Regions from separate parts of the Homo sapiens genome. Here region 1 is linked to region 2. Evidence: read pairs that join two places in POLR2A ChIA-PET (ENCODE). Cell type or tissue: GM12878. All regions are shown on one strand. Each heading gives the region's core, and the rest is flanking DNA. Links, peaks and the distances in the headings are about the cores only.

Evidence for each region. ChIA-PET counts read pairs that join two places held together with the same protein. Peaks named below come from ENCODE experiments on the same cell type or tissue, not always from the same donor. Only the 100,000 strongest peaks of a DNase experiment are listed, where the experiment ranks them.
Region 1: POLR2A ChIA-PET joins it to region 2 with 11 read pairs; 2 of 35 experiments call an interaction of 5 or more read pairs at or near these places.

What each region holds. Positions count from the first base shown.
Region 1 is chr12:111,428,083-111,439,254 of GRCh38, reverse strand. All of the region lies in intron 2 of SH2B3 (SH2B adaptor protein 3), which reads right to left. LOC124903019 (a long non-coding RNA gene) reads left to right here. Exons shown (of 2, transcript XR_007063462.1): 1 at 1-1,307; 2 at 2,171-6,771. Among named protein-coding and RNA genes, the nearest start is that of SH2B3, 28 kb to the right of the region's middle. RefSeq lists enhancers at 2,341-2,920, 2,921-3,500, 4,011-4,140, 4,201-4,290, 8,212-8,521 and 1 more. In GM12878, for the core only: no CTCF peak of the experiment used is centred there; DNase peaks (open chromatin) are centred at 4,164 and 8,403; H3K4me3 peaks cover 3,591 bases; H3K27ac peaks cover 7,833 bases.
Region 2 is chr12:111,768,706-111,779,877 of GRCh38, reverse strand. The region is part of intron 1 of ALDH2 (aldehyde dehydrogenase 2 family member); the gene reads right to left. Among named protein-coding and RNA genes, the nearest start is that of ALDH2, 7.4 kb to the right of the region's middle. RefSeq lists enhancers at 4,281-4,470, 6,174-6,745. In GM12878, for the core only: no CTCF peak of the experiment used is centred there; DNase peaks (open chromatin) are centred at 4,187 and 5,798; H3K4me3 peaks cover 1,301 bases; H3K27ac peaks cover 3,281 bases.

The DNA.
Region 1 (11,172 bases), core at 1,544-9,543, 340 kb after region 2:
TCGCTTGAACCCAGGAGGCAGAGGTTGTGGTGAGCCAAGATCGTGCCACTGCACTCCAGCCTGGGCAACAAAAGCGAAACTCCATCTCACACAAAAAAATACAAAAATACAAAAATTAGTCGGGCATGGTGGCAGGTACCTGTAGTCCCAGCTACTTGGGAGGCTGACGCAGGAGAATCACTTGAACCCGGGAGGCAGAGGCTGCAGTAAGCCAAGATTGCGCCACTGCACTGCACTGCAGCCTGGGCAACAGAGCAAGACTGTCTCAAACAAACAAACAAACAAAAACAAAAACTCCCCTGTGGTCCTCATCTGAGAGACCCTTGTTACCTCCTCAGCCTCTTGGGCCTCCCTCCCTCGCTCTGATCCAGCCACACTGGCCTCCACTCTTCTTCAGTGTGCCAGGTGCACTCGGGGCCTGTGCCCTCAGAGAGGCAGCTCCCCCCACAGCTTCACAAATACGACTGCTTTTCAAAGTGTCATCTCCTCAGGGAGGCCCTCCCTGACCACAGTATCTAAATCCTGAGCCGCAAAGCCCCTTCACTTCCTTCCCTGCCTGTTGTCCTATGAGCTGGTCTTGCGCATTCCTTGATGCAGGTCTCTGCCGTGACTTGGCTTTGCTCACGTGGTGTCCTTGGCCGCGAGCCAGTGCCTGCTAGGTGGTGGGTGCTCAACATTCATCATAAGCCTTTTGCTGGCTAAGCATCCTTTGTGCTGGGTAACGGGGGGCATAGGGGATGATTGCCCCTACTGCCATCCCCCACCCCAGTGAAGACCATGAGTGATAGGGATGCTACAAGCCAGTGCTCTCAGGGCTGGGGTGGGCCTCCCAAGGCCCCTCCAGCTGGCCAGGGAAGAGGGCAGGCTGAAAGGCAGGCTCAGGTGTGTCAGCCCCCTGACCTCCCCGCAAGGGCACCATCAGGAGCCCCCATGCTACAGACTCTGGGAGGCAAAATCACACAGTGCCCCAGCCATGGGGAATAGCGAAGTTGAGCCAGGGCTCCAATCCTCATCTGCCCACCCCCAGCCCCAGCACCCCCAACACCTGGTCTCCCTCCAGCCGCCTTCCCGCCCACACCTTCCCCTGCCACCCAGCCCCTGCATTTGTGATGCCCTGCCTGACCCAAACTGCATGTCCCAGCAGAGAAAACCTCCTCTCCTCCAGGGAGCCTTCTCTGACCACTGAGTCATGATTAGTGCAATTCCTGTGCCTCTCCCTCAGCACTGAGCTTATCGAACCGGCCATGGTTTCCTGATGACGCAACTGCCTCCACCATCTGACTGGGAGAGTTCCTCTTGGGGTTGGGGTGGGCACCAAACCTTGCTGCCAGCTGAGGCCCAGCCCTGGGGCAGGCCCAGAGGAGGTACTTGGAGGGTTTGCCGGGTGGATGGATGGATGAGCACTTGGGTAGGTACCTGGGACCCCCAAGCTCTCAAGTGCCTGGGAAGCAGAGGGAGGTATGGGGTGTGATGGGTGATCTCAGCCCCCTTTTCCCAAGCTCCTTGGGGGGCAAACTGAAGGCAATGAGCCAGTTCCAGCGACTGAATCAGTGTGGGAACTACAGGCCACAGGGCGCTTCTCTGCTATGCCCCCCACCAGGACCCCAAGCCTGGCCCCTCCTTCACAGACCCTTCAAATGCAGGGCCCTGAGCAAATTACTTTGGCCTGCTGTGCTTCAGTTTCCTCACCTGTAAAATGGGGATGATAATGGAACCCACTCCTTGGACTTCTGCAAGTGAGCCTGCCTGCTGCCCTGAATGCCCAGTGGGCCCAGTCCACAGGGCAGCGGCTCCTAGACCCCCACCACCCTGTTCATTATGGGCCAGATCCCCCCTTGGTCTGCACCCTGCTGCCTCAGGTGCCCTTTCCCCACAGGGGAGGAGGAAAGAGAAGGGAGAAGCTTCCAGAAAAGCCACATGGCTGCCAGAAAAGCCCTTTCCTGGCAAGAGCCCCCCAATGCCAGAAACAGAAACCTCCCCAGCCAGAACATCCCCCTATTTCCCAGACATCTGAGGGCTTTGGGGGTCCCAGGCCCCTACCCAAGTGCTCATCCATCCGTCACCCAGTAAACCCTCCAAGCACCTCCTCTGGGCCCAACCCAGGGCTGGGCCCCTACTGGGAGCAAGGCTTGGTGCCCACCCCAACCCTGAGAGGAATTCTCCCAGTCAGATGGTAGAGGCAGAGACAGACATGGTGAGTGTGACACCCCCAAATACAGAATCCCTGTTCAGAGTCAGATCCCCCCTCCAGGCAGGTGGCACCCCAGCTCACACTGAGTGACTGAGTGTGGTGTGGGCAACAGGACACACACCAGCCTGCTTTTCCCGTGTATGTGTGTGGCGGGAGGGGGGCGGGGGAAGTGATTAGCCAGAGATGCTGGGACAGACAGGACTTGGGGACCTGTCTAAAACCCCACCCAGAGTGAATTCCCCTCAGTTCCCATCATGGTCCTCCTGCATGTCAGAGAATCACAGGGACACAGACACAAAGCCCCCTCTCAGAGAGACAGCAACCACCCCCAAGACAGAATCATGATGGCAAGGACACAGAGCCCCTTTCAGATGCTAGAGTGGCCTCCCTACAGCGACAGACACCCAGAGGAAGACCTTCACACAGGGAAAGACAGCCCCCACCACACCTGCTTCCAGACCAGCCCAGAGTCCCCAGCAGCAACATGGTCCCCTCCTCAGATATGGGTGCCGACTCCACCAGGTGGCCAAGGGTGGAGGGGCCAGTTACACATGGCCCCTGCAGCCTGCTGTGAGGATGGTGGGACGCTTCTACTCTCGAGTCGGCTATGGTGGGGCTATGCGCAAGGCCTGGGGACAGTGGCTTATGAGGGATGATGCCTGGAAAGCCCTACACTCCCTACCCCGCAGTGGGCACCTTCCCCAGCGCTCTCATCCCAAAACATGGACAGGAAGTCCAGGCCCCATCCAGCCCACCTGGCTAGGAGGAATGTCCTGGGATGGGCCTTGCAAGGAGCAGGATGGAAGGAGGGGAGCCACACCCCCAGGGCCTTTTCCCTCCACACCTTCACTCAAGCTGTGCCCTCCGCACAGGGCACCATTCTGGCCAAACCGCTGGGCTCTCAAGTGCCAAATAAGGACAAACAACTGTCAGGCACCGGGAGCTGCGCTGCAGTGACAGCCAGCGGACCAGCACATGGCACAGGGCATGCAGCAGCTTCCATCCACCTGCCCTGTCCCCAGCAGGCCTGAGCCACTTCTGAGGACAAGATGGCATCTCTGGGCGGCACTCAGCTCCATACACGGCAGGGCCACCAGACCCCACTCCAGGCCTGGTCCCAGCACACCTCCCCTGCTGCATGCCAGCTGCCGTCAGCCCACGCCTCGCACGACCACATCCTGCTCCCAGCTGTCCCCATAGGAATCCTTCCTGCCCCCACTGTGGCCAGCCTGGCTAAGCCCAGCACCCCTGCCCTTGGCCACACCTTTTTCAGGTGACGCCTTCTGCGCCTCGCCACCACAAGGCCATGGACGCCCCAAACCACGAGTGCCAGGCTGTGCTGGCCTCCAGACAGAAGGGAGAGCAAGCAGCTCCCTTGGCAGGGAGGGGGCAAGCCTGGCTCCCTGCAGTGGGTGGGGGTTGTTCACGCCTGTAACGAGCACTTTGGGAGGTCAAGATGGGCGGATCACTTGAGGTCAGGAGTTCGAGACCAGCCTGGCCAACATGGTGAAACCCTGCCTCTACTAAAAATTCAAAAATTAGCCAGGCGTGGTGGTGCATGTGTAGTCCCAGCTACTCAGGAGGCTGAGGCACGAGAATCACCTGAACCTGGGAGGCGGAGGTTGCAGTGAGCCGAGATCGTGCTACTGCACTCCAGCTTGGGCTACTTCAAGATGCCCTCTCAAAAACAAAAAAAACACCAGTGAGGACTGTAGCCAGGCCCCGCATCTGTGACGATCACCGAGGGTATCATGGGGCCCCAGGGCTGGGTCTACTGTAGCACACACCAGTGGGGCCAGGTCCCCAGGCTTGAATGGGGCACCGACGGCCCATCCCCCTGCCACAAAGCCAGGACCAGCTCGGGGAAGCCCCGGCCAAGCATCTGCTCTGCACCGGGTGTGGGTGGAAAAAGATGTGGTTAAGAAACAACAAAAAACCTCTGTCGCCCGTCTCGGGTGGGGAGAGTGCACCAGAGGAGAGGGGACTCATCACCACCAAGATCCCCAAAGCCCCAGACAACGGTAGCTACTGCCTGCCTTCGAAGAACGATGATTCAGAAGAAGAGGTGAGAGCAAGGGCTTCTGGGGTGGAGGGGCTCCCAGCCAACTGGCACAGCCAGGCCAGGTCCTCCTCCAGCCACGGCACAGCACCGGGAATCCCATGTCCTTCTGAGCTCCACCCGGCACGGACTCTCATTACTATCATTTTAGCTCCTGTTTACTGAACGTTTACCATGTCACAGGCCTTGACACACAGCCTCTCACTGACATCACAAAACAACAGGAAATCACACCAGCCACCCATAACAAAAGCCAGCTGGATTAAATAATTAAAAGTGAAAAAGGAAACCAAGACAGAACTAGAATAAAACCTAAATAATTATTTATCTGATCCTGGGTGGGGAAAGGCCTTTCTAAGGTAAAAAAGCAAAGAATAAAACCATAAAGGCGAAGATCACTGGATTTTACTGCCTGGAACTTGCAAACCCCCATAGGTCAAGAAATGCAGGAACAAAATTGAAAAGTCAAATCGGAAACCAGGGAAATATTTGCAACATGGGACAGAGCTAATATCCGTGCCGTGTAGTGTTCACAAATCAAGAAAAAGGCAAGCAGTGCAGGAGACAAACATGCTGAGTAAATAGCCTGATAAATCACAAGAAATGTGTATGACCAAGGAACAGAAGAGAAACAGTCGAAATCCACGGGGACAGAAAGATCAGTGGTTGCCACGGGCTGGAGGCAGGGAGTTTGGGGACTGACTGCTCCAAGGTTTTTTTCTAGGGTGATAGAAATGTTCTGGATTAGATAGTGGTGATCATTGCACAATTGTTTAAATATACTAAAAGCCAATGCATTGTACAATTTAAACAAGTGAATTTTATGGTATATGAATCATATCTCAACTTTTAACAAAGAGAAATGGTCACACTTAGGATAAGATAACCACTTTTCATCCAGAAGGTGGCAAAGGTTTTTAAAATAATACCCAGTGCTGGCACCACTGGTGACAAGAAGATATATGCGTATGACCTTTCTGGAAGGCTACTCAAAAATAATGTATCAAAAGAATAAGAAATGGCTATTAGGCAGATGAAAAGATGCTCAACACCATTTTCCATTGGGGAAATGCATATCAAAACCACACTGAGGCTAAACCCGGTAGCTCACACCTGTAATCCCAGCATTTTGGGAGGCTGAGGTGAGAGGACTGCTTGAATCCAGGTGTTCGAGACCAGCCTGGGAAATATGGTGAAACCCCAGCTCTTCAAAAAACAAAAACAAAACAAAACAAAACAAAAAACCACATCACGTAGTGTAGTGAAAAACAAAAATTAGCTGAGTGTGGTGGTGTGTGCCTGTAATCCTAGCTACTCAAGAGGCTGAGGTGGGAGGATCACTTGAGCCCAGGAGTTTGAGGCTGCAGTGAGCTGCCTCTGCACTCCACTGCACTGCACTCCAGGCTGGGTGACAGAACAAGACCCCGTTTAAAACAAACAAACAAAAAAAACACCACACTGAGAAACTACTTCACACCCTTTAAGATGGCTGGGATGGCTACAATCAAGAAGACAGACAATAACAAATATTGGCAAGGACATGGAGAAACTGGAGTCCTCTCACGCAATGATGGTGGGAATATAAAATGGTACAGTTGCTTCAGAAAACAGGTTGGCAGTCATATTTATTTTATATATAGTCATTTTTTTTTCTGAGTCAGAGTCTCTCTCTGTTTCCCAGGCTGGAGTGCAATGGCATGATCTTGGCTCGCTGCAGCCTCCACCTCCTGGGTTCAAGTGATTCTTCTGCCTCAGCCTCCTGAGTAACTGGGATTAAAGGTATCCACCACCACGCCCAGCTAATTTTTGATTTTTAGTAGAGACAGGGTTTCACCATGTTGGCCAGGCTGGTCTCAAACTCCTGACATCAAGTGATCCACCTGCCTTAGCCCCCCAAAGTGCTGGGATTACTGGCGTTAGCCACCGTGCCCAGCCCAATGTAATTAAACATAGAATTACTGTATGCCCCAGCAATTCCACTCCTAGATGTATCCCAAGAGAAATGAAAACACAGATCCACACAAAAACTTGTCCACGAATGTTCATAGCAGCATTATTCATAACAGCCAGAAAGTGGAGATAACCTGATGTCTATTAAGTGATAAACAAATAAGCAAAATGTGGCAAGTCCATACAATGGAGTATTTTTCAGCCATAAAAAGGAACAAAATACATGCTGTAACTTCGGTGAACCTGGAAAACATGATGCTAAGTGAAGGAAGCCAGACACAAAAGGCTGCATAGTCTGATTCCACATATGTGAAATGTCCAGAATAGGTAAATCCCTGGAGACAGAAAAGAGATGAGTGGTTGCCAGGGGCTGGGGAGGGAGGTATGGGGAGTGACTGTTCATGGGTACAAGGTTTCCTTTTTTGATGACGAAAATGTTCTAAAATTAGATTATGGTGAGGGTTGCACAACTCTGTAAATATACTAAAAACCAATGAATTATACGCTTTACACAAGCGAATTTTATGGTTTGTAAATTATATCTCAATAAAGCTTTGAGAGCAAGAACGGATCAGAAGTGCTCATAAAAGCCTTGACCCAGCACTCCCCTTCTAGGAACTGAGCAGAAGAAAATCATCAGAAGTGGGCACCAAGACTGACATAAGGTGTTCATCCCAGGGTCATCTATACCAGCAAAAAAGTTAAAAATGGGCTGGGCGCGGTGGCTGTAATCCCAGCACTTTGGGAGGCTGAGGCAGGCAGCTCACCTGAGGTCAGGAGTTCGAGACCAGCCTGGCCAACATGGTGAAACCCCGTCTCTACTAAAAATACAAAAATTAGCCGGGCGTGGTGGCACATGCCTGTAATCCTGGCTACTCGGGAGCCTGAGGCACGAGAATCGCTTGAACCTAGGAGGTGGAAAAAAAAAAAAAAAAGAATACAGAAAAATGTTCAGGACACAAAGTGAAAAAAGCAGGTGACCAAATAGTATGAGGAATGCCAGGCCCGCAAAGGCTGAAGCTTTTGTCCACAAGCTCCTGCCTGCAAGGGGCTCCAGACAGAATTGTGCAAAAAGTAATCCCTTCCCAGCAATTGCTGAAGGAATTGGAATTTGGAGGCGGAGGCAAAGTTAAAGACAGAGAAGAGGCTGGGTGTGGTGGTGGCTCACGCCTGTAAATCCCAGAACTTTGGGAGACCTAGGCGGGAGGACTGTTGAGCCTAGGAGTTTAAGACCAGCCTAGGCAACATAGTGAGAGTTTGTCTCTACAAAAAAACTTAAAAATTAGCAGGGCATGGTGTCCTGCTAATGTCTATGCTAATAGCAGCATTAAATAGTCCCAGCTACTTGGGAGGCTAAGGTGGGAAGATCACCTTGAGCCCAGGAGGTTGAGGATGCAATGAGCCGAGATGGCGCCACTGCTCTCTAGTCTGGGGGACAGAGCAGTGTCCCCCAGTCTCAAAAACAAAACAAAAATGACAATAATGACATCTACCAAAATGGAAATGCTGGTTCTCTCTGGGTAGTGAGATTGTGGGAGGTTTTTCTGTTACTGTTTTTTTTTTTCTTTAAATAGTTTCTGCCATGAGCTTTATTAATTGAAAAAGCAAAATAAAAAACATTAGGAACTCAGACATGGAGGCCCTCGGCAAGTTAAAGACAGTTTCCTAGATTACATGGGGTACCCAGATGAAGACAGGGCAGGGCCCCCTTCCAGGTGGTTCCCTAGAGAGAGGTTTCTCTCTCCTCCTACAGTGGTGCCCCTGTGTGTAGAGCTGAGGTTGGGGTTCGAGTCAGGCATGGGGTGGGGGGTCCCAGGCAGCAGCCACAGCGAGGGAGGTCCAGAGGCCAGGTGGCCCTTAATCGCCCCGATGTACACTGTCACCCAGTGGTTCCAGAGGCCAAACAGTGGGCGGGGGCCACAGCCTCCTCCTCAACTCAGAGGGGAGATAGGAAAAAGGGGGTATGGGGCCCCAGAAAGGAAGCTGAGGTGGCCCCTCCTGCACTGGGAGAGGAAGCCCCCCCCGCCACCCACCCCCGGCCGGCACTCGGAGACCTCTTCTAGCGCAATCAGTTTCCTTTTCCATTCACAAAGAACTGGGTGGGGGATTTCCAGCAGCGCCAATGGGGCCAGCCAGGGGTTGCTGTGGGGAGCAGCCAGGCTGCTGCCCATCCCGGGGAGGGACCCTGGGGACCCACCTGTGGGATCTGGTGGCCTCCTTCCCCTTTTTCTGCCCTTCAGGGTAGGAACACATCATGCCAGCTACTCCCTGAGCCTGCAGTTGGCTCAAAACAACCCACTAAGGCAAGTGCTGGCATCCCATTTTCTGTAATGAGCCACTGAGGCGCAGAGAGGCCAAGTTCTTGGCCCAGAGCCACACAGCAAGGATACAAGAGCCAAGATCTGAACCTGACCCTGTCCATCTGCCCTTCTCCAGCGTCCACCCTTCGCCCCTGGACCCTGACCCTGAACCTCCAAGCCCACAGCCCTGACCCCACAATGGTCTCATCTCAATACCAGCCTCGAAAACAAACAAAACAAAAAAATACCACACCAACTTCCAAGAAGCCAGTAAGAGCAGCCAGGCCTGGTAAGCAGGACGGGGTGGGGATGGACCATAATAACTTAATTACCTCCCCCCTTGTTGGATTCAGGGCACTTTCTAGGCTGTGGATTCGCAGAATTTGAGCTGAAAGGAAGCGCCCCGATACCATCTGCCCCCGTGGTTTCAGCGCGGTCGGGGGTTTCTTCTAAGCGGCAAAGCACTTTTTCAAAAACGATTTTGCATGGAACCCCAATAAGGGGGCAGATGGGGCGGCAGTGTGTGTGGCTGGGGCCGCAGGAGCCCTGCCCAACCCCCTCCGCCTTCCCCATCACTCCCAGAAGGCCACTGCAGGCACCCACTTCATAGCTCAGAGAGGACTGGGACCTACCTGGGTCACATGGCAGCCCAGGACAGAGTGAGGATGGGACCTCCGTTCCTACCCCAGGAGCCTCTGCCGCTGGTCCCCCAGGAGACGTGGGCCCAGGAAAAAACCGGCTTCTTAAGCCTGTGTGCCCGCCAGGACCTGAGCTCTGCCTGCCTGCCAAGACCAGGGCTCAGTCTGCCCTGCTTGCCGGGATACAGGCTCGTTCTGACGGTGGAGGGTGGGTGCTTTCTCTCTGCCTGTTCTGGGGCCTAAACACAAACCCCCTGCCCCTGGTGCCCCCCGGCCTTGGCAGACCCACCAGGGACTCTCATTTCCTGCCTTGGCCACCTACCAGCTCTGGGGCCTCGGGCAAGTTTCTGGACCTCTCTGTGCCTAGTTTTCTTGGCTGTGAAATGGCTTCATCACTGTCCCCACCTCCGGGGTTTGTGATAAGGATTCCATGGGATGTGGCGGACACAGTGCCTGTCACATGAAAACCAATTAATAAAAATGGGCCGGGCGCGGTAGCTCACGCCTGTAATCCTAGCACTTTGGGAGGCCGAGGCAGATGGACAGCCTGAGGTCAGGAGTTCGAGACCAGCCTGGCCAACATGGCGAAACCGCGTCTCTACTAATAATACAGAAAAATTAGCGGAGTGTGGTGGTGGGCGCCTGTAATCCCAGCTACTCGGGAGGCTGAGGCAGGAGAATTGCTTGAACCCTGGAGGCGGTGGTTGCAGTGAGCCAAAATCACACCACTCTGCTCTAACCTGGGCGACAGAGCGAGACTCTGTCTCTAAATAAATAAATAATAAATAAAAATGACAACGCCAGTGATGCCTGCAGCAGCAAAGCCTTGCAGGCCCCAGCGAACACTGGCTGTGTTGGGCACAGCTCTAGGTGCTTCCCAGACAGCACTCAGTTGATCCTGGGGCCAGAGCCATCATTCAGCTATTTTTACTTGAGTAAACTGAGGCACAGGGAGGGCAAAGTGCCTTCCCCCGGGTCACAGGCTCAGAAGGGCAGGGGCAGGCCAGGGCCGCGCCTGTCAGAGCCCGAGGCGGCTTCCTGCCGTCCCTCCTCCTCCTCCTCCTCCTCTTCCTCCTCCTCCTCCTCCTCCTCCTCCTCCTCGCACTCCTGCCCCGAGAGGAAACCGCCAGGCCTCCGGCGGACGTCCCTTTCTTTCTGCTTCCCCTTTCCCACACCCGGAGGCATGGGGGTGGCTCCTGCATCCCCGCCCAGGCTCTGGGCCCAGAGCCCGACTCCTGTGGCCTCCCCGGGTCTCAGTTTCCTCCTCTGTAAAGGAGGTGTGAGGGCGGTGCCACCTGGAAGAATCACGGCAAGGACGGACGGGCACGGCCCTCCTGTGCCCAGGCAGGGTCACAGCCCACCCAGAGGGAGCTGCCCACCTGTGCCTCTGCCTCCCCTGCAGACCCAGGCACACCCAGGAACTGAGGCCCCCAAGGGATGGGTCACTCATCAGACACCCGGGCTCCTGTGCTATCTCTTGGGGGGACTTTGTGCTCCCAAAATCAAGGTCAGAGTGGCCTTGTTCCAGGGCTTCTGGGTGCCCCAAATGTCTCCTGCCAGAAGGGTGGGCCCGAGGCTGCCCCTCACCTGCCCTATCAGTGCTTACCGTAGCCTGCCCCCCATGACACTTCCCATTTTACAGAAAACTGAGGCCCAGCAAGGCCAAGTCACACACCAGGGACACCTGGCTCGAAAGGGGATGAGTGGGGATGGCTCTGAAGCACATTTACCCCCGAGTCGCAGCCACTCCTACCCAGACCACTGCCTCCTGGGCACTCAGGCCTGTGATGCAGCGGGGGGCTCAGGGCTGAGGGCTAAGTCCCCCTGAGGCATCCCCCAGCCCCTCTTCTACCACTTCTCCAAGCTGGGCATCAGAGGCCATGGGTGGGATGTGCCAGGCAGAGTCCTCTGTGCCAGGTGAGGGGCGCTGGCCAGCCCCCTCCAGGCCTCGGTGTTGGCATCTATAAAATGGTGGCATTGGATAAAATGGCCACAGGAGCTTTTCCTAGTCCAAGAGCCCAAAACAGGTGCCCC
Region 2 (11,172 bases), core at 2,109-10,108:
CCAGAGTTCGCCCTCTGCTTTCCAGGCACTGGGCGATGGTCTTGGGGAGTGCAGAGAAGACATCTCCCAGCAAGCTGTTCCCTTCGGGCTTGGTAAACCAGTGTCCTGGCAGGGTCCATGGTCACCTCACCAGTGCTGAGGCAAAGGCTACAGGTGACGTGAAGGCAAAGACATCTGCCTCTCTGCCTGCCTTCCTTGGGGGTCCCTTTGGCCCCAGCATCCCTGCATGTCCTGGCCCTGGCCTAGAACTCCAGTGAGACATCCATGGTCACTCTGGGCCAGAGTCTCGGACCATAAAGAATACCGAGCTGCCAAGCAAAGCCTGGAGTGAGGCTCACAACAGGGCTGGGGAGGGGTGGCCAGGCTCACTGGTCAAAAGCAGACATTTGGCCTGGCACAGTGGCTCACACCTGTAGTCCCAGCACTTTTGGAGGCCAAGGCATGAGAATTGCTTGAGCTCAGGAATTTGAGACCAACCTGAGTAACATAGTGAGACCTCCATCTCCACAAAAAATGAAAAATTAGCCAAGTGTGGTCGCATGCGCCTGTAATCCCAGCTACTTAGGAGGCTGAGATGGACGGATCACTTGCTTGAGTCTGGGAGGTTGAGGCTGCAGTGAGCCATGATCACACCACTGCCTCCAGCATGGGTGACAGAGCAAGACCCTCTCTCAAAAAAGAAAACACAAAAAGGAGCAGAGGTTCAAGACAAGAATCTGGGTGGCCAGGCACAGTGGCTCACGCCTGTAATCCTAACAATTTGGGAGGCCAAGGTGGGAGGATTGCTTGAGCTCAGGAGTTTGAAACCAACATGGGTAACATAGTGAGACCCTCTCTCCACAAAAAGTGAAAAATTAGCCAGGTGTGGTTGCGTGCCTATAGTCTCAGCTACTCAGGAGGCTGAGGTGGGAGGACCATTTGAGCCTGGGAGGTTGAGGCTGCAGTAAGCCGTGATTGCATCACTGCACTCCAGCCTGGGTGACAGAAAAAGACTCTTAAAAAAAAAAAAAGAATCTGGACGAATATGGGCTTTTTTTTTTTTCCTGAGACAGAGTCTCATTCTGTTGCCCAGGCTGGAGTGCAGTGGCGCAATCTCAGCTCACTGCACTCCAACCTCCCAGGTTCACACCATTCTCCTGCCTCAGCCTCCCAAGTAGCTGGGACTATAGGCGCCTGCCACCATGCCCGGCTAATTTTTCTGTGTTTTTAGTAGAGACGGGGTTTCACCGAGTTAGCCAAGATGGTCTCAATCTCCTGACCTCGTGATCCGCCCGTCTGGGCCTCCCAAAGTGCTGGGATTACAGGTGTGAGGGTTTTTTTTTTCTTTTTTTTTAGACAAAGTCTGGCTCTTGTTCCCCAGGCTGGAGTGCAATGGAGCGATCCCGGCTCACTGCAACCTCCGCCTTTCAGGTTCAAGCGATTCTCCTGCCTCAGCCTCCTGAGTAGCTGGGATTACAGATGCCTGCCACCATGCCCGGCTAATTTTTGTATTTCTAGTAGAGACGGGGTTTCACCATGTTGGCCAGGCTGGTCTCCAACTCCTGACCTCAGGTGATCCACTCACCTCGGCCTCCCAAAGTGCTGGGATTACAGGCGTGAGCCACCGCGCCTGGCCGAATATGGGCTCTTTTGCTCCTGATTTTGTCACATGGGACAAGCACCTCACCCCTGTGTCTTTGTTTCCTCATCTGTAGGGTGGGAATCACCCTAGAGCCCCCTTTTTATAAAGCCATGTGAGGGTCTGCAGTCTCTGCGCCAAGCATGGAGTGAATGCCCAACGCCATGACGATGGCAGGGTGGAAACAGAGTGCCCCAGGAAGGAGTCGTTCAGGTAAGGGCCTAGCAGGAATCATATTCCCAGGCTGAAATTTGTTCCGCATAATCTCTATGGTGGAACCCGCAGTTGTGCACCCACAGGAAAGGCTCTTGGCACCGGAGAAGAACATGGGTAAACATTAACTGGGGTTCTGGAGGCGTGCTTGTGTGGTTTCATATTAGTTAGTCAATCGTTAATTTTTAGGGAAATGGCACCCTTCTTTCTTTCCACGGGAGGGCTGGGTCATTTCCAGTGTGGGGACAGGTGTGGCAATAAAGAGCTCAGGTTCAAAGCCAGGAAACTGCCAGACCTAAGTTCAAGTTGGACTATGCCGTGCCTGGGCAGCAGGTCCTGGGTGTTTACTCCCCGACTCTGAAAGTCAGCTCCTCCTCGGGGTGCCCGTGGAGGAGAAGGGAGTTCCCGGGTCTGCCTGCTGGAAGATGGGGGCTCACGGGCGTGGGGGGCGGGCAGGCAGCTTGCAGCCATTGAGTAGGCATCCTTCTCTCCTTCCCCCTGTAGCACAGGCTCAGGGTTCACGCCTCACACACAACTGCCTCACAGCAAAGCACTTGGGTCAGCAGGGTTAGGAGAGTACAGAGAAGCACTAGGCTGGGCTGGGTGGAAGTAGGTCTGGTTGGCCTTGTACTATCCCCAAGCTTCTTCCTCCCCCACCCAGGGAGGAAGTCCACTCAGCCCTCTGCGTGTCATGGACATGGCTAACATTCACTAGCTACCCCTCAAGAACCAGCCCCACACCAGCGGTTCTGTGTACTTGGATTGTTCCCATTTAAACCTCATAGCAAACCTAGGAGGTGAACTTCATCCTCTCCACTTCACAGCAGAGGATGCTGGGCACAGAAGAGTCCAGCCACTTGGCTCTAGGTCACACAGCAGCAAAGGCAGAGCCAGGCTTTGAAGCCAGGTCTTTGGGACTCCAAGGCCTGTGTTTTTCCCAACTCCAACCTCCAGCCATAGCCCAGGTCTGCCTTCAAGGAGGTTGGAATTCTGATTCCCAAATCTCCATCTTTATGGTTTACTTACTGACTCAACACACGTTGATTTCACATTTTGATTCTGAGCCAGGCACAGTGGCTCATCCCTGTAATCCCAGCACTTTGGGAGGCCAAGGCAGGTGGATCATTTGAGGTCAGGAGTTCGAGACCAGCCTGGACAACATGGTGAAACCCTGTCTCTACTAAAAATGCAAAAATTAGCTGGGCATGGTGTCACTTGCCTGTAATCCCAGCTACTCGACAGGCTGAGGCAGGAGAATTGCTTGAACCTAGGAGATGGAGGTTGCAGTGAACCAAGATTGCACCACTGTACTCCAGCCTGGGCAACAGAGTCTCAAAAAAAAAAAAAATTTTATTCTGAATGTTGTAAAAAGCACCAACCTCAAAGCCAAACAGATCTGGGTTTGAATTTTTTTTCTTAAATAAAGGTGGGATTTTTTTTGTATTTTTTGTAGAGATGGGCTTTCACCATGTTGGCCAGGCTGGTCCCAAACTCCTGTGCTCAAGTGATCCTCCTGCCTTGGACTCCTAAAGTGCTGGGATTACAGCTGTGCGCCACCATGCCCGGCCTGGGTTTGAATTCTGACTCCATCCCTCACAGATTTGACCCTGGGCAAATCCCTTCACTTCCCAGATGCCTCATCGAGTACTTCTGGGGGCTGATGTGAAGGTTAAATGCAAGAACGAGTGTACAGTTCCTAAGCTAGGACCTTGCCCGCAGGGGGTCCTGCAGTGTTCTAGATCCTGCAGCTCTCTCGTAGCTTAAAGATTCTTAGGAGCGAGGGCCAGGTCTATACTCTTTATGTTGTTCCCTGCACCAAAGCATACTAAATTGTCCTGGATTTTAAACTTTATTTTGCAAAGATCAGGAAGTAGGAAGGGGAGAGGTGGGCCAGTCTGGCTAAAACCCCACCAGCCCCACCCCTTCCTCGCTGGGCTGGCCCCTCTGATTTAGATTAGGATCCTGGAAAGACCACTCCCTGGCATGTTTGCCTTTCAAAGCCCAGAATGTTCTCAATCACCCTTCACTGTTGAACCAGGCTGCATTTTCAACAACCCATCCTCCCTTCTCCACTGATAAGATAAACCTGGGTCTGCTGTAGGACGCTGGAAACCTCCTCCGGTTTACATTTCCCATTTCCCTTCTCCCAGAGCCAGACTCAGTGGCTTCCCTCCCCGGTGGGGGGCTGGGTAGGAACTGTTCTCACACTGAGTTTCTGCCAAAGTTCTGCTTCAAGTGAGGAGCAGTTTTCCTGAATAAACACCAGGCCAGACTCTGGGCCAAATGCTTTATAACCTCCTGACCAGAAACCCGAAGCTCGACTTACATAACACACGTAAACGCTCTTGGGCGGGGCGTGGTGGGGGGATGTCCTAGCTCCCACTTCCTCTTTATAGTTTCCAGAAGCACAGTGATGTCTGGAGTTGACATTTTCAATCTAGACTGTAGGCAAAACATAAAGATTTTCTATCAAAATACTCTAATTCCTACATATTTTAATAAATACATCTCACTTTGTTTTGTAAAAATTGGATTCATTCACCCACGCATTCCATAAGCTTTCACTGACAGCCCTGGCCACTCCAGCACAGGGAGTCCAAGAGCCAAGTCCTGGCTTGTGGGAGCTGAAGTCCTGGTGAGGAGAGGGCGCAGGAAACAAGCAAAACCAAGCAAGTGAGAAGCAGGAGGAGGCTTGGCCAGCTGAGGGGTCTGAAGGGTGACTGCTAGGAAGAGCCTGGGGACAGGAGGAGTGGCTGCAGGGTGTAGGTGAGGGGAGAGCGGGGGGCTCGCGATTCTACCTGCTGTGTGCCAGGATCTGCACTTGATGCTGGGAGGACCCAGGAGACCAGAGAACCGGGACACTGCCGTGTCCTTTCTAAGTGGGGGTAATAGACTTGCTGTTTGCTAACTCGCTTTTCTCAGTTTCTCTTGGACGTTATTCCACAGGCAGCTCTGCCTCATGTTAAGCCACATAGCGTTCCTCAACACGGTCAGGCCATGGTTTATTTAACGATTTCCTACAAATGCACTTTTAGGACAAGTGATCGCCATTCCAGCAACAGCTGTGGCGAACCCTTTCACATGCGTTTTTCCAAACATGGGGCAGATTACTGTGTAGAAATTAGAACTACTGAGTTAGAGGGTAACAGGATCCCTCTTCACCTTGGCTATCTTGTTCTCCATGCCAGGCAGAGACTTAGTGGTGATTGTGGTGGTCGAGGGGCTCAGGAGCTGGGGCAGGGTCAGTGCCCAGAGCAGGACAACTGGACCTTGGGGGCGGAGGTCAGACCAAGGCCAGGAGAGAATGAAATTCTGGCCACCACCCCCAGACCTCATGACAATGGGTGGTTATCATCTGCCCAGGGTCTCCAATGAAAGGCTAAACTGTGTTCAGTAATCATCTGCCCAGGGTCTCCAATGAAAGGCTAAACTGTGTTCAGTAGTTCTGATTTAAGGAGGCAGGATACATTCTAGAAAGATTTCAGTTCAAGCTTTGATGCATGAGAGAACTGGACATGTTACCTAGGAAATCCCCGTCCCTGGAACACCGTATTTTCCCAAAGAGTGAGCAAGCTAATGGCGCGGTTTTGCAGCCTGGGATGATCCCAACGGCATGTGCTCTTTCACTTGCTAATCTGCGGTTAGGTGATTATGTCCGATGGAAAGCAGATGCCATTGCTTGTATTACAAGATTCCAGGGAGTAAAGTTCAAGACAAACACGGAATGCCACACACATTCCCTCTTCCCCACACATAATCCAGAACCCCAGGTTAGTTGGGGATCAAGGCGAGGGGCAGTCATCTCCCCAGGCTTGCTCGGGACACTCCCGAACCAAGACTAACCCAGGCAGACAGACGCCAGCCCTCTGCCCCACTCCCCCACCCCAGGGCCTTTTTTCACCACTTCAAAGATGGGAGTTTCAATTCCACTTTGGACTGTTTGCCAGACAGGCGCGGTTTCAACTTGTTCTGCTTACGGTTTGGCAACCTCTATCTTGCTGCAATGGACTTTCCCTGAGCCAGTTTCACCACTCCCTATGCGTCCCCATGTTCCCACTCTTTTAAACTTCCAAATACTTTGCAATAAGGTCCTTTTGAGTAGAAATACTGGGTTCTCATTAAGCAACCCTTTACCTCACTTCTGGAGCACAAAACTGTAAACATGGTTTCGTAAATGGCAACCATTCATTATTCAATAAATATTTACCCAACAGTGATCCTATGCTAAGGTGCTAGGTGCCAGGAATGCAAAAGTGAACAATACAAACATGGCTCCTCCTCTCTGATTTTAAAATTCTATTCAATTGTCCCTTAAATGTTTATTAATACATTCTTATGGTCTGATCATTATTCAGGGAGGTCAAGTTCACATTAAGTTATAAGTTTGAAAGTGGGCTTCAAATTCTGCCCTGCCCAACCTTCACACACATGCCCTTAGTTATACTTAATGTGAACTTGACCTCCCTGAGCCTCAGTTTCCTCACCCGCAAGACGGGACAGCAATACTACCAGGCTTATAGAGTTGCGGGTAGGATGAAAGGTGAAATGCAGGTAGAAGTCCTCAGTAGAGGGCCTGATGGAAAATAGGTGATGAATAATCATGATTACTGGAGCAGGGAATACATACACATGTCCACAACATGTAAATTCTCAACTCAGCTTGACCTCAGGAGCACAAACATTATTATAGCCCTGTCACCTGAAACTCAAGTGTGTCCCACAGATTCTGGGCAGGCAGGAAGTATTGAATGCCCATTTGTGTTCTCTGATTAAAAACACGGGCCGGCCACGGTGGCTCATGCCTGTAATCCCAGCACTTTGGGAGGCTGAGGCGGGCGGTGTCACTGGGCCCCACCACAACCTCCGCCTCCTGGGTTCAAGCGTTTCTCCTGTCTCAGCCTCCCAGGTAGCTGGGATTACAGGTACATGCCACCACACCGGCCAATTTTTGTATTTTTAGTAGAGACGGGGTTTCATCATATTGGTCAGGCTGGTCTCCACCTGAGGTGATCCGCCTGCCTCGGCCTCCCAAGGTGCTGGGATTACAGGCATGAGCCACCACACCCAGCCTGCCTAAATCTATTTCTTTTTGTTTTTTTTTTTTGAGACGGAGTCTCACTCTGTCACTAGGCCTCACTCTTATGCCAGGGCATGAGCTGCCATGCCCGGCCACCTAAATCTATTTCTATAGAGGCTCTTAAAACTCCTAGCTGGATGTTGTGGCCCATGCCTATAATCCCAGTGCCTCTAGTGGCTGACGCAGGAGGATCGCTTCAGCCCAAGAGTTTGAGGTTGCAGTGAGTTATGATCATGCCATTGCACTCCAGCCTGGGCAACAGAGCAAGACCCTGTCTCAAAAAAAAAAAAAAAAACCAAAAAAAAAAGAGGCCAGGTGCAGTGGCTCACGCCTGTAATCCCAGCACTTTGGGAGGCCAAGGCGGGTGGATCACAAGGTCAGGAGTTTGAGACTAGCCTGGCCAACATGGTGAAACCCCAACTCTACTAAAAATACAAAATTAGCTGGGCATGGTGGCGGCACCCGTAATCCCAGCTACTCAGGAGGCTGAGGCAGGAGAATCGCTTGAACCCGGGAGGCAGAGGTTGCAGTGAGCCGTGATCGTGCCACTGCACTCCAGCCCGGGCGACAGAGTGAGACTACATCTCAAAAACAAAAACAAAAACAAAGGACACTCCTAAAGAAGTCATCAACCTGTACAATCAATAGGGAGATTCAGTCAGCACAAAGTCACTCCAAAACACAGGTTTTGGCTCATTCTGTAAGAATCTCCCAGGCAAACAAGAAAAAGCAAATTTCTGCTTCAGATATACCGTTAACAGTGATTATCTGCAGGGGTGGCACATCAGGGGACCATTATATTTTTTCTTTTTTCTTTTAATATCTGCTCATGGGGTATTAAGTTTTTTTTGTTTTTTGGGGAGTTTTTTTTCAGACGAAGTGTCACTCTGTCACCCAGGCTGGAGTACAGTGGTGCGATCTCGGCTCACTGCAACCTCTGCCTCCCGGGTTAAAGTGATTCTCATGCCTCAGCCTCCGGAGTAGCTGGGATTACAAGCGTGGGCTACCAGGCCTAGCTAATTTTTGTATTTTTAGCAGAGTCAGGGTTTCACCATGTTGGTCAGGCTGGTCTCGAACTCCTGTGCTCAAGCAATCTGCCCGCCTCAGCCTCCCAAAGTGCGGAGATTACAGGCGTGAGCCACCGTGCCTGGCCAATTTTTAAAGAAATCAAACATTTAAATGAAGCCAGAGTCCTCGTTCATCACTACCCTTATCCTGTCCTGCCCACTCAGGCAGTAACCACCCTCACACCAAGGAGAATTTTCCTTCCAGCACATTCTTACACATTTTTTATGGAGATCTGTCTATCTACATACAACATAAAGTTTTGTACAGTTTTCATGGTTTCATATGGTGTAGAGTGCTGGACATTTTTCCTCCTTGACATATTGTTTTTGAGATACATTATTTGTACAGGTTGAGCCAATGATTTGTAACTGCTACATGCAGAGGATTATTTCCTCCTATAACTGTAACATAGGTGTTCATCTATTTCCCAATGGAGCTCGAGCTGGCTTATTTCCTAAGCTTTTACTGACATAAAAGAAGTTGCAATGAACATTTCTGTATGGTGCCTATGTATACTTGCAGTGTTGCCCAGGATGGAGTGCAGTGGCAAGATCAAAGCTCACTGAAGCCTCAAACTCCTTGGCTCAAGCAATCCTCCTGCCTCAGCCGCCCAAGTAGCTGTGACTACAGGTGCTCACCACCATGTCCAGCTAATTTTTTTAAGCTTTTGTAGAGATGGAGTTTTGCTATGTTGCCCAGGCTGGTCTCGAACTCCTGGGGTTAAGCAATCTTCCCACCTTAGCCTCTGAAAGTGCTGGGATTACAGCTGTGAGCCACCACACCTAGCCTTGGGAAATCCATCCTTAATTGCCTGTCAGTTCTCTCTTTAGTTCAGTGCTTCACACTGTAATCCCAGCACTTTGGGAGGCCAAGGAGGGAAGATTGCTTGAGCCTAGAAGTTCAAGACCCAGCCTGGGCAACATGGCAAAACCCCATCTCTATAAAAATTATAAAAAATTGGCTGGCTGCAGTGCCTTAATCCCAGCACTTTGGGAGGCCAGGGCAGGTGGATCACCTGAGGCCAGGAGTTCAAGACCAGCCAGCCTGGCCAACATGGCGAAACCTCATCTCTACTAAGAATACAAAAAAATTAGCCAGGCGTGGTGGTGGGCACCTGTAATCCTAGCTACTCAGGAGGCTCAAGCAGGAGAATCGCTTGAACCCAGGAGGTGGAGGTTAGAGTGAGCCAAGATCACACCACTGCACTCCACCCTGGGCAACAGAGCAAGAGTCTGTCTCAAATAAATAAAATAAAATAAAAAATACAAAAATTAGTCAGGTGTGGTGGGGTATGCCTGTAGTCTCAGCTACTTGGAAGACTGAAGTAGGAGGATAACTTGTTGACTGAGCCTGGGAGGTTGAGGCTGCAGTGAGCACTACTACACTCCAGCCTGGGCAACAGTGAGAGACCCTGTCTCAAAACAAAAACAAAAACAGAAAGAGAGGGTAAGAATAAAGATGCAAGTTTTAATTCACCCCAAACTCCCATTCTACTTTACCACAATCTAGCTCACCCCTTCAGGAAACAAACTGCAAATACAACAGCATCCATATCAAATGGAGTTTGATCACCAAGACACTGCAAGTCCACAGCGTCACTGTTATCCCAGCTCCTGCTTAAGGCTGCAGTCAATATGGAGGCACCAGTGGCCATGAAGCCAGCACTGCCTGTGGCTGCAGAAGCCTCACCCCATTTGGTCCTCACAGCAATTCGGTGATGCAGATGGAATTTTACCCCCCACATTTTTTTTTTTTTTTGAGATGGAGTCTCGCTCTGTCACCCAGGCTGGAATGCAGTAGTGTGATCTCGGCTCACTGCAACCTCTGCCTCCCAGGTTCAAGTGATGCTCCTGCCTCAGCCTCCCAAGTAGCTGGGATTACAGGTGCGCGCCACCATGCCCAGCTAATTTTTGTATTTTCAGTAGAGACAGGGTTTCACTATGTTGGCCAGGCTAGTCTCGAACTCCTGACCTCGTGATCCGCCTGCTTCAGTCTTGCAAAATGCTGGGATTACAGGTGTGAGCCACTGCACCCAGCCATTTTACCCCATTTTACAGATGAGGCAGCTGAGGTGCAGAGTCCACTGCTGTATGCACCATCCCTCTTCCCTGCTGAGTCAGCAATAAGGCCACACTGCAAACAGCCCAGGGGGCTCTAAGAGGTCCAGTTCCAGCACGGCGCCACCAGAGTAGAATGCTCTGTGGTCCTTGGAAAGGGTTAAATGAGATCTGAACGTACTCAGAATGATAACCCAGGTACATTGTTCAGTGAGACGGCGAGCTTCAGAATATAAGTGGTTGCATCTCATTTATGTTAAAAAAAAAAAAAAGTCTGGTGTGCTTGCATTCTCTCTCTCTCTCTCTTGCTGCAGGCACTTGTAAATGCAAACAAAATGTCTACAAGAGACACACCCACCTGTTCACAGTGCTCTTGGAGGGAGTAAAATGGGGTATCCAGAGAGGTTTATTTATTTATTTATTTTTTAAGAGATGGGTTCTTGCTCCATTGCCCAGGCTGGAGTGCAGTGGCACAATCATAGTTCACTGCAGCCTTACATCTAATCTCAAGCGATCTTCCCACCTTGGCATCCCAAAGTGCTGGAATTACAGGCATGAATCACCTTGACTGACCATGTCCAGAGAGTTGTAAGTCAGTCCTCTGCAATTTTATACAGTGGGCATGTGTTACTTTAATGATCTCAAAAAGTCTGATAAAGAAAAGCAGCCACAGGGAATTGACTCGGCTCCTCCAGCCTACACCCACAGAGTAAATCTGGAGAACAGGATGTGTTACCTATGGGCCTGGGTGCATATCTGGACCCAGCTGCCTCATCTGCATGTGATAAAGGATAAAGATTTTAATCAGATCCTGTGGCCAGAAGGGTTCCTAGGGCGATGGCTGTTCCTTGAGGACATTTCTGAGACAGGGTCTTGTTCTGTTGCTCAGACTAAGTGTAGTGGCCCAATCATAGCTCACTGCAGCCTCGAACTCCTAGGCTCAAGTGATCCTCCCACCTCGGCCTCCCATATAGCTGGGACTACAGGCATGTGCCACCGCACCTGACTAATTTACTTTTTTAGTAGAGACTAGACACAGGGTCTTGCTATGTTGCCCAGGCTGGTCTCGAAATCCTAGGCTCAAGGGATCATCCCACCTCAGCCTCCCATATAGCTGGGACTACAGGCATGTGCCACCG